Linked DNA regions of Homo sapiens: region 1 is linked to region 2. Evidence: chromatin loops called from intact Hi-C (ENCODE). Cell type or tissue: endothelial cell of umbilical vein. All regions are shown on one strand. Each heading gives the region's core, and the rest is flanking DNA. Links, peaks and the distances in the headings are about the cores only.

The links. Peaks named below come from ENCODE experiments on the same cell type or tissue, not always from the same donor. Only the 100,000 strongest peaks of a DNase experiment are listed, where the experiment ranks them.
Region 1: it touches region 2 in a loop (3-fold over the local background); 11 of 110 quality-filtered maps call a loop at or near these places.

Annotation. Positions count from the first base shown.
Region 1 is chr6:166,680,556-166,685,916 of GRCh38, forward strand. It overlaps a transcript of RPS6KA2 not described here. Among named protein-coding and RNA genes, the nearest start is that of RPS6KA2, 56 kb to the left of the region's middle. In endothelial cell of umbilical vein, for the core only: no CTCF peak of the experiment used is centred there; a DNase peak (open chromatin) is centred at 3,116; H3K27ac peaks cover 1,136 bases.
Region 2 is chr6:166,554,527-166,559,905 of GRCh38, forward strand. The region is part of intron 1 of RPS6KA2 (ribosomal protein S6 kinase A2); the gene reads right to left. Among named protein-coding and RNA genes, the nearest start is that of RAMACL, 29 kb to the right of the region's middle. In endothelial cell of umbilical vein, for the core only: no CTCF peak of the experiment used is centred there; a DNase peak (open chromatin) is centred at 2,535; H3K27ac peaks cover 2,532 bases.

The DNA.
Region 1 (5,361 bases), core at 1-5,000, 130 kb after region 2:
TTTGCAGCTTCACTCCTGAAGCCAGTGACAGCACGAGCCCGCCAGGAGGGACGAACAACTCTGGACGTGCCAACCTTATGAACTGTAACACTCACTGTGAAGGTTTGCAGCTTCATTCCTAAAGTCAGCGAGACCATGAACCCACCAGAAGGAAAAAATTCTGGACATATCTGAACATCTGAAGGAACAAGCTCCAGACATACCATCTTTAAGAACTGTAACACTCATCACTAGGGTCTGTGGCTTCATTCTTGAAGTCAGGGAGACCGAGAACCCACCAATTCTGGACACAAAAGGAGACTTGCTGAGGCCAGAGGCACAGTTCAAACTTCAGTCAGATGCAGAATCGGAAAAGTTTCAGCCTTGCTGCCCCTCTCCTCCCATTTTTGACTCTGGAAAGGCCTGTGAGGGACCTGTTTGGCGTATCGAGTGAGGACTGCTCTTTTTTAACAGCAGCCGCTTGTCTCTCCCATATCTTCTCACCCCTTCTGCTCTGAATCAGGCTTTGTTCCCTAGTGAAGCACAGAAAGCAGGGAAAATTGGAGAAGGTGGAAAGGGCAGAGAGGCAGCGCCAGAGCACAGATCTAGCCACAACGTGTCCACCCCACTGCGTTTAGAAAATGCAAGGAAGGATGTACCAAAACTGCAGGTTACAACACTGTATCTTAGAAATTTTCTGAGCTTAAGAAATAGATGCCATACCCCACGACAAAAAGAAGTGGGTTGCACAATGGACTTGTACCATTTCCTGATACAAATGATGCTTATTTCCCAAGAAAAATACGAGGCATAGCCAATGGCCTAGGATGCAAAATTATAAACCAACTCATTGCTCCACTGGAAACCACGCCCTTCTTCTAGATTCCGTCTTGACATAAGGTCCAAGTTTCTTATCTGCACCCTCCACACGGCATCTCCTACCCCTAATTCCTCTCTGACACCTGCAGCCACGGCTGACCAGTGTGACCAGTGCTGATCGGTGGCCCCAGGAAGGCTGAGCTCTCTCCCTGCAAGTTGCACCAGGATTCTGTGCCCCGAAGGGAAAACTGTTCCTGGTGATTCCCGTGTCCCAGTTCCTTCCTTTTGTGATTCCAGCTCACAGGACCAGGCCTCTCCCTGGATCTCCCCCTGCCCGCCCCCCCCCCCGCCCCCGCCCAAGATCTTGCTCTTGGTGGCCTGTCTCCCAGAGATGAAAAGTCCTGTCTTGACCCTTGTTTGACCCTTGTGGCCCAGGGCTGGGGCCTGACACCTGCAGCAGGTGCCTAGAATGTTAATGCCACCAACTTTTCCTGTCCTCTGCTGGGAATGCCTTGTCCACCAGCAGCTCCTGCCGAGATCCCTTGATCGGCTCCTTCTGTGAGTCTCGACACCACCCACCACCGCACTGTTCTCCCGCAGAGATGACAGACAGCTTAGGTTTAAGTCTTCTGATGCCCAGCAAGAATATACAAAGAAAACTGGCCTAACCAATGTATTAATAGTAAAATCTGGTTCATTCGTAAGTAGAGTTCTGAGGGTTTTGAGATGCTGCTGTTATGTTTAAGCTACAGGCAATTTACCCAAGGAATGTGATGTTGAAATATGTTTCAGAATAAACTTCCGCTTGAAAATTACAGGCAATAAAATGTACCAGCTTTCTCCTTTTCTTCTTCATTAATGAATTGAGGAACATAAAAGCTCAATTAAAAATAAAGACTCATGCGTCACTTAGTTGTTTTTAGTCCTTTCAATTTAATAAAACATTGGTATTGAGGTGTCGTAGGAAAATGGAAAGTCACTGCTCCGTGTCTGGCTCAGTATCCACGTTTGGCTTACATCATAAATCCAGAGCCATGGGGAGTGTCTTTTCCCTACTTCATCGGAGCCTAGAATGCCCACAGGTGGGGTCCGGTGTGGGCAGCACAGGGGAAGCATAGAGAGGGTGAGACAGCCCTGGGGAAAGGCAGGGGCAGGGAGCAAGCTCCGAGGGCAGGGCCAACATGTCAGGTTTACTGCTGAACTCCAGGGTCTAGAACAGAGTGAGAGGGAGGAGGGACTCCATAATTAGCTGTCGAATAAGTGGAATCCCAAGAAGAAAACTGGGTGGGAGTGTGGAGATAAACACTAGCAACAACGACACAAAGAAAGCAAGGATTGCTTCATAGCCGGGACAAGCTCATTCATCGGAAACCATGAAATGGAACCTGTCTCCCCACACCCAGCAAAATAACAGCCCTACTGCCTGTCCTCAGAGCGCCCTATGACCACCACCTACCTCAGTAAAGAGACAACCCATGCATTTGACCACATCCTAAGCCCTTTTTCCCCTTCTCTGTTTCTTCTCAAAGGCCAGGTGATCATGTGGGTTCCAGCTTTATAACCACATTCCTTAGACCCAAACCAATGAGTTGAAGGCATGAATGAAGTAGGTAAGTGAAGGCATGAATGAAGAAATGCAACGAGAAACTAGGGGAAGGCCTACCAGCTGATGGACGTCAGATGGGTCTCGCCGCTTGCCCTCGGTGAAGCCCAGCCTGAGACCACAGCTGGCAGCTGTGCTTCTGTGGGAGAAGATCCAAGCGCTGCTCAGGGGTCACAACATGCAACATGACTCTTTCTACAGGGCAGGGGCAAGCCCTTAACCATGGAAACACATGCATTTCCACGACAACTCATACCTACGTGTGCCTCTGTGTTGGAGAGTATTGCATATTGCAGATGTCCAAAAGTGCACAAAGTTTTAACTTTATCAATTACATGAAGTGATGCTCTCCTAACTCAGAGTTACATTTTGGCAAGAGCCAGAAATGTACCAATGTATTTCCAAGCAAGCAGTGAGTAAACAGGAAGCAAAGTGTTTGCTCCCCATGATCAATTATAATCTACAGACCACATTCCTTCCACTCTAGAGACCTAGAAATATGTTTTTAAAGTATCTCATTAGTTTAAATTATGATTTTAAATTACTTTATTAGTTACTTGTGTGGCCATTTAAATAAGTCAGATTTTACTGGGAATAAATCAATGATTCATCTAAGGACAATGTGTGACTCAAATATTTCCTTCCATTAATCAGTAAATGTTCCTTTTCCCAACGTGCTTCCCCGCCAAGGAAATCAATGTCTCTGGATAACTAGGTAGGCGCAAATATGTCAGAGCACATCAGACTGAGAACACAGAAGGGAAACACATCTGGAGCTTTTCGCATCCAGGGCCTCACTCCACCGCTGATACGCTGGTAGCTGAATCTCGTCCGACCACATGGTGGGTGAGGCTGGGACAGCCTGGAGATACAGGAGAGAGCAGCTAGCGAGAGGTCCTTGGGGTGTTCGGCAGCTGTGGTCCCTAAGGTTCCAGCCCCCAGGCAGGCCTACAACAGCCACGGCACCTCCCCTTCCCTTCTCAGGACCCAGAGCTCACCAGGCAGCAGCAAGGGGCTACCGTGCAGGAGTTCATCTTGGACCCTATCCCAGACACGCTCTTGTAGGAACCCAAGATAACTGGAGGAGTCTATAAGGAGGTGTTGTCATCTAGATGTAGCTGGGGACAGAGATCAGAAAACAGGGCCCAACCTCCCCAGTGAGGTAGGAGACGGGACTTGACTCTGGAGGCAGGGTTCAGATACTGGACCAAACTGAGACCCTGCTAACACAGGGACGGAGGTCAGGGGATGTACCCATCAGTGTGCCATGTCTGTTTACTATTGCCATGGCAACCCCCAGGCATTACCGCCCCTTTTCATAGCAATGACCCCACAACCCAAAAGTTACTGCCCTTTTCCTAGAAATTTCTGCATAAACTGCCCCTTAATCTACATGTAATTTAAAGTGCGTATAAATATGACTGCAGGCCTGCCCTGAGCTGCTACTTTCTGCCTAGCAGGTAACTCTGCTCTGCAGGAGCAGTCACAGAGCTGTAACACTGCTGCTTCAACACAGCTGTTTTCTTCCACCCTACCGTCTGCTTGCTCTTGAATTCTCTCCTGGGTGAAGCCAAGACCCTTTGAAGGCTAAGCCCCAATTTGAGGCTCACCTGTCCTGCATCACCAGGAAGACCAGAGACCAAAGGTGGGGTCTCACCGGGTGCAGTCATCCTCAAGCCTTCACCCTGCTCTCTGCCCTCCTCTGCTCTGCCCCAGAGGCCCCAGGAATCCGGCAGATGCCGTTGGATGTATCCACAGTGCAGCTCCATCCCCGAAAGCCTCACCTCCAGCCTACATCGCTTTTACCTCCCAACTTGAACATTTATCACCCTTCCCCCTGAACAACTTGATTTGTTTTCTAAGAAAAATTCTGAACCTACTTTTTAATAATTAAATGCCCTTTCTCCTTCTTTCCAATTTATAATAAGAGAATGTCTTACAAATCTGAAAAGCAACAAGAAACATTGTGCCAGAGGAGGAGCTAAAAGAGGCTATCCTTACTTGAGAGAGCGTGGTACTGGGAGCCACACTGCAGGGAGGCCCTTGCAGGAAGAGGGAGATGTCACTGCGGGATGGTAGCTCCAGAGCCCTGCAAGGGCCAACCGGCTTCCATGGAAGCACCCCAACCTCGAAGTCCCCATCCAGTGGGCGGAGCTCAGCACTACAAGGAAGCTCAGACATGACCCTGATGGAGTATGGGTGGGTGTGCAGGCTGCGGGGACAGAGGCCGAGGAAAGCTCAGGCAGGACCCTGATGGAGTGTGGAGTGTGTATGCAGGCTGGGAGGACAGAGGCCGAGGAAAGCTCAGGCAGGACCCTGATGGAGTGTGGGGTGTGTGTGCAGGCTGGAAGGACAGAGGCCGAGGAAAGCTCAGGCAGGACCCTGATGGAGTGTGGGGTGTGTGTGCAGGCTGGGAGGACAGAGGCTGAGAAGGGCAATGGTTAAAATGATCTGTTGGCCATTTCTATCACTGTCCATCCCACTTGTCCTCCCTCAGACACTCGGGACAAGAGTCCAAGGATCCCAGACCTCTGACTTTCTTTCTGCCCTAGTTTCATGGAGGTGAACTGATGGATTCATAGCCATGCATCTTTGAGAGTTGTTGGAGTACAGTTTCATTCCCTAGGATTAGGGAAGATCTTGGATTCAAATCCATAGACTCTTCCTGAGCTCCCACTGCATCCCAGCTTTTGAAAGAATTCCTCCCCGTGCACCACCACTCTTCACCCTCACGACAATTCTATGGGCATCACGTTTCTTATGGCAAAGAGCCTTGTAGGACTGAGGTTCAAGCTGGGTTCACACAGCCAGGTACTTGGTGCCCTTTCTCCCACCACATCTCCTACCACCTCCTTGCTGCCTTGCTCCCCGGCTAAGCTGGGTCTGTGCCTCTATCTCCATGGTATCTACATCACTGCTTTTAACTCCTACCATCGAGTGATCCCGCAGACAATGCACCA
Region 2 (5,379 bases), core at 165-5,164:
GGGACAGAGAGAAACATTCAGGGACAAAACCTAAGTCACGAGGTCTGATGCGATGTGAGAACTCGCGGCTGGCACGCGGGTGGCCATGGGGGGGTGGGGGTCCCACTCCAGCACAGGACTCCATCCTCCTCCACTGCAGCCTGAAAGCAGGGGGCAAAACCAACCTGCTGTCTGAAAGGGTTTTGTTTTTTTGTTTTTTTCTAAGCAAACAAGTCTGACCTTCCATCCCTAGGAAAGGCCTACTTATGATGAGAATTCTGATGTCAATGTGAGGAGACACTGCCCAGACCAGCAACTCCACAGCAAGTCAGAAATACAGAGATTGCCCACCGCATGAAAAATGTCTCCAGTTTTACAAAGGTCAATTGGTAATTTACAAAACCTGATTTTGAGATGACTTTAGGAAATTGTTGCTTCTATACTTTTTCTCTACAGAGCTAGAATACTGTTCAAGCGACAGCAGAAAACATCAGTTCCCTAAACCCAATGTAAAAATTGATGATTTCTCTAGCAATTTGGGCTCAAAGACACTGCAATAGCTTGAACCAGGAACATACATCCTAAGCAGGTAAATCTGTTTTCTTCCCAGGTACGTGGTAGGTTTTACAATGGGAAAGGGACTCCTCCAAGTCACGGTTATTTGTGCATCTCTTCATAAGTGACAGGGGTGAGAAGAATTGCACGCTGGCTTCTGGACAGGAATACAGTTCTAAGCAGCATTCATCAGGCCGCACTCTGGCCCACTTCCTTGTTGTGAAAAGTCACATAGCTCTAGACACTGACCACCTGCACCCCTATTGTTCTGGGCTCTCCGACCTTGGAGCCATAAAGCTTTTGTTTAAGGATCACTTAAGATGTTTTTCAGACCCTGAATTCCAGCAACCAGTTTGAAGACCCCCACAGAGGAATGGCATTGGTGTAGAATATAGCTTCTTCCTCTCCCTGTCCCACGAAGTCACCCTGTACTCTTCCACAAATCAACAATCTCCACGCTGCAGCCACTCCAAAAGCCACAATCCTGAGCCCAAATTCCTCGGGGAGGTGGATTTGAGGTTTTCTCCCATCGCCTCGTTCAGGGATGCTACGATTGAGCCTCTTTCTCTGCTGCAACCCAGTATCTCGGTGTACTGACTCCTGTGTGCATCGGGCAAAGAACCTATTACGCTTACATTTCCCAGTCACCTTTCATGTTTGAGGTTTCATCATTCTGAAAGGTGACACAGAATCATCATGGAACAAGAGCATCCTTCTCCCTACCCAGATAGGTCCTTCATCTGGGCGTCATCAGAGAGGTGGGCTGCTGTCACCTCACTTATAGGTAAAAATATACTTTAGGCAGACTGTGGGGAAAAGGAAGGAGACTAGAGGATGCTGCTCTAGGAAGGATGGCCCAGGGTGGAGGTGATGGGGAATCCTAGAGTGACAGTTGCTAAGTGGGGTATCTGGGGGAAAACAGTTGGGGCAGTGAGCTCAGGACTGGAGTGAAAGGGCCACGGCTAGAAGCCCTGGGGTAAGAAGATGCAATTTCTGATTATTTCTCCTGTAATCCAGGGGTTATCCATATGCACTTATCTGGAGCTGGTCTTTGGGGAGCAGTGAATAGCCTGTTCCTGGACCCTCTTTCTCTCTTCTGCAAAGTCCTGGATGGGCAGGAAATCAGGTGGCTCTCTCCTGTGCAAGAGTCCTTGTTCCAGGCCCTACCTGTTGGGGTTCTCTGCTCGGGTTCAGACAGAGCCTCACCCACTGGGTGCAAATTCACTCACACCAACTCCTCAGCTCCACAGGCGACTGACTGTAGATGTTACTACATTTTCATTTTTCTTGGCTTGTAAGTCCCTAATGACTTTTCCCCCTACTACCTGACATGTTAGAAATGGTCATTCCCATAGCCACTGAAAGATACCCATGTTAATCTCCACCTCTGAGTCAACTGGCCTTGTAAGCACACTAACCCTTCATCACAGAAGAAAGTGAATTATGTGAGTGGGTTGTGGTTGGGAACCACTTACTCCTGAGAAGACAGCAGAATCCCACCACTAACCTATAGGAATGAAGATGACCAAGTCATGCTGGAATAGACTCAAGAGTACAGAGGTGGGCAACTGGCACACCCAAAGGAACACAGGACATAATACAAACCTTCCTTTCCCACCACAATAATAAAACCCCAAAGAGAATGTAATGTTACTGTTTCTCTGTGGAGCAGAATCCCTCTGAGTCCAGCTGTCTGAATCGGGCGTCGTTATTCTAGGTAGGCCACCCACAGCCTTCCAGTAAGCTCCACCAGAAACCCAAACAAAACACAACAAAAAAAACTTGTCAGGGCAGTCTTTGTAAAAGTACAATCCCCTAATGAACATTTTCTATTGTTTCACCCAGGCAGATTTAGAAGCCCGCTAGAGGCTGGTATGCTGGGCGTGGACTCAGTGTGTAGCTGGTGTCCAGTGTTCTGGCCAAGTCCACGAGTTCTCAGGCAAGTGCCAAGAAACCTGCATGCCAGCAACCAGACCACGGGGCATTAGCCGGGGCTGACTCATCACATCCCGCCTCGCCAAACACGTTTTCTCTTCCTGTTACCCAGTGCCAAGTGGCTGTGCTGAACAAGAGGGCACAAAGTAGAACATGCCCTCCCCCTCTCTGCTAAGTTCCTCCCTGATCTACGGCAGGCAGTTCCCACCCAGCCAACAGGCAGAGGCAGCTGCAGCCTGAGTGCGCAGAGGGTAGCTCCTGCCGGGGTGAGGACCGTGGGCGCGGAGCATGCTTCCCAAGAACAGCCCGCAGGGAAGACGCCCAAAACCTAAATCGACATAAACACGGTCCTGGCCACCACGTCCCCCACAGACTCAATGGTCAGGTGGCCGGGGTCACTCTGAAAATGAACTGTTCTCCCACTGAGCTGTGCCTCAACCCAAATTAACCTGAAGTTCTGTTTACAGGGATTGAGAGAAATGAATGGATTGAATTATGCTAATATCTTCCCTTCCCATAATCCTAATTGAGTGATATGGTCTGGCCTTAGAGTTTCTCTGGCACCTTTGTCAAATGACAGAAAAATCAGCTTTTGTGTTTTTGTGTCTGTTATTAAAAAATGTTTTAATGAAGTATTATACCACATAATAGATATATAGAAAAGTCCAGGCAACTTACAGAAATAATACAGATAAATTACAAGAAAGTTGTTATTCCCAGGCAAATATCCAGAGTTCAAAATGAAACTCGAAATCCTTCTAGTCTCTATATACAGACTTTCCTCACTCTGTGAACCCTCACTATCCTAATATTTTCCATAACAACTTGCAAAACATTTTAGCCCCAGTTCACCATCCAAATAGAAAGCCTGTTACACCAGTGTATGTCAGGGTTCTTCAGAAAAACAAAACCAGTAGGTGATATGTGTGTATGTGTGTGGGTGTGGGTGTGTATAGAGATGTATATGTATATACAGAGGGGTGTGTGTGTGTGTGTATATATGTATGTGTATATATAGGTGTGTATGTATGTGTATATATAGGTGTGTATGTATGTGTCTATAGATTTGTATGTGTATATATATAGGGGTGTGTACATATATATGTATGTATATATAAAGATGTGTATGTGTGTATTACATCTATGTATGTGGGGAGAGAGAGAGAGAGAGAGAGAATGAATCAGCCCCCACACATATAGAAGCTGACGAGTCCCAAGGTCTCCAGTTAGCAGGCTAGAGACCCAGGAAGAACTGATGTTTTAGTTCAAGTCCAAAGGCAGGAAAACACCAATGTCACAGCTCAAGCTGTCAGGCAGGAGGCGTCCCTCTTCCTTGGGACAGGGCCAGCCCCTTTGCTCTGTTCAGACTTTGGCTGGTGGAGGAGGCCTACCCGTATCTAGGGGGCAACTGCCTCACTCAGTCCAGTGACTCAGATGTTAAAACCATCCACAAACACCCTCACAGACATACCCAGAATAAGGGTTAACTAAATATCTGTGCATGTGTGGCCAAGTTGACACATGACATTAATCTGCATCCCAAGCAGTGTGTGCCCAGGGCAACACTCAAGGCTGGGCTGGGGCAGGGGGAGGGTGAGAGGCAAGCGGTGTCTCAGCCATTCTCCAACAGGATGGCGACCATAAGTGGGGCGGTAAATGTGCTTATAACATCACTGTTGGTGGCCCCATGCTGTTAACGGAAAAGGTTTTCCAGGAAAGTGGCAAACCGTGAGAAGTAGTGAGGGATCCGAGAGGCCTAATAAAGCCCACACCGTGGAGAAAGTCTACAGTCACGGAGCATCACAAGTGCTGGCTGGACACGTGAACCCATGATGACACACAAGCTCTGACATCCTTGCTATGAAGGTAAATTCAGTCTTGAGGAAACATTTGGTGTTTCAAGTGCTTTATGTGAGGCAGAAATTCTTGAAAGATTATATTGGAGTTTCAGAGTTTTTGTGTATTTGTGTATTTTGTGGTTTTGTGCTTTTGAGTGGGTTGAGCTAGGAAAATGTAATTTTTTGCCATTTAAAATAAAGGCATGTGGGCTCCTGATATTCATAAACTTGCTATGCTCCATCTCTTCATGAGGATTAGATCTGGGTTAAGAAGGAGGCTTTGGACCTGGAATATGACACACCGGAACTACTGTATCATTCTGTAGTGGGCAGTGTGGGCAAGGATTCAGTAGAGGAAAAGAGACATGGAATATGACACACCAGAACTACCGTATCATTCTGTAGTGGGCAGTGTGGGAAGGGATTCAGTAGAGGAAAAGAGTTCTGCATTTTCTTTCTCAATGCACAGGGATAGAGGCATGTAACAGGAGAAAATACATGGGTAGGATGCATGACATACGAATTTTGTCAGTGTTGCCTCATCCTTCAAGTGTGCACCAGCCAAACACGCAAACCTTCCGACACTTCCTGAATGCCAAAATCATCACATCAGAGCCAAGCCAAATGAGGCAGAAACCACCATGCTAAGTGATGAATGCTTCTCTTATTAAGGATTAGTTAATAATGACCATGCTGTAAATTACTGTATCATATGTCCAAAGACATCCCCAGTGGACTGGTGAGTAAGTTTCAGTAACTTGTATGAGTAAAAACGATAAGCAGGGCCTCCTAAACTCTCCCCTATCCAGAATCCGAATTGAGTAATATGGTCTGGCCTTAGAGTTTCACTGTCACCTTTGTTGAATGAAAGAAAAATCAGCTTTTGTGTTTTTATGTCTGTGTTATTAAAAAAAAGTTTTAATAACATGTTATACCATATATTAGATGTACAGAAAAGTCTAGGCAACCTAAGGAAATAATAGAGATATATTACAAGAAAGTCAAGTTATCCCCAGACAAATATCAAGAGGCCTCTTAAAATGTTACCAAAAAGAGAAAAATCTATGCCACA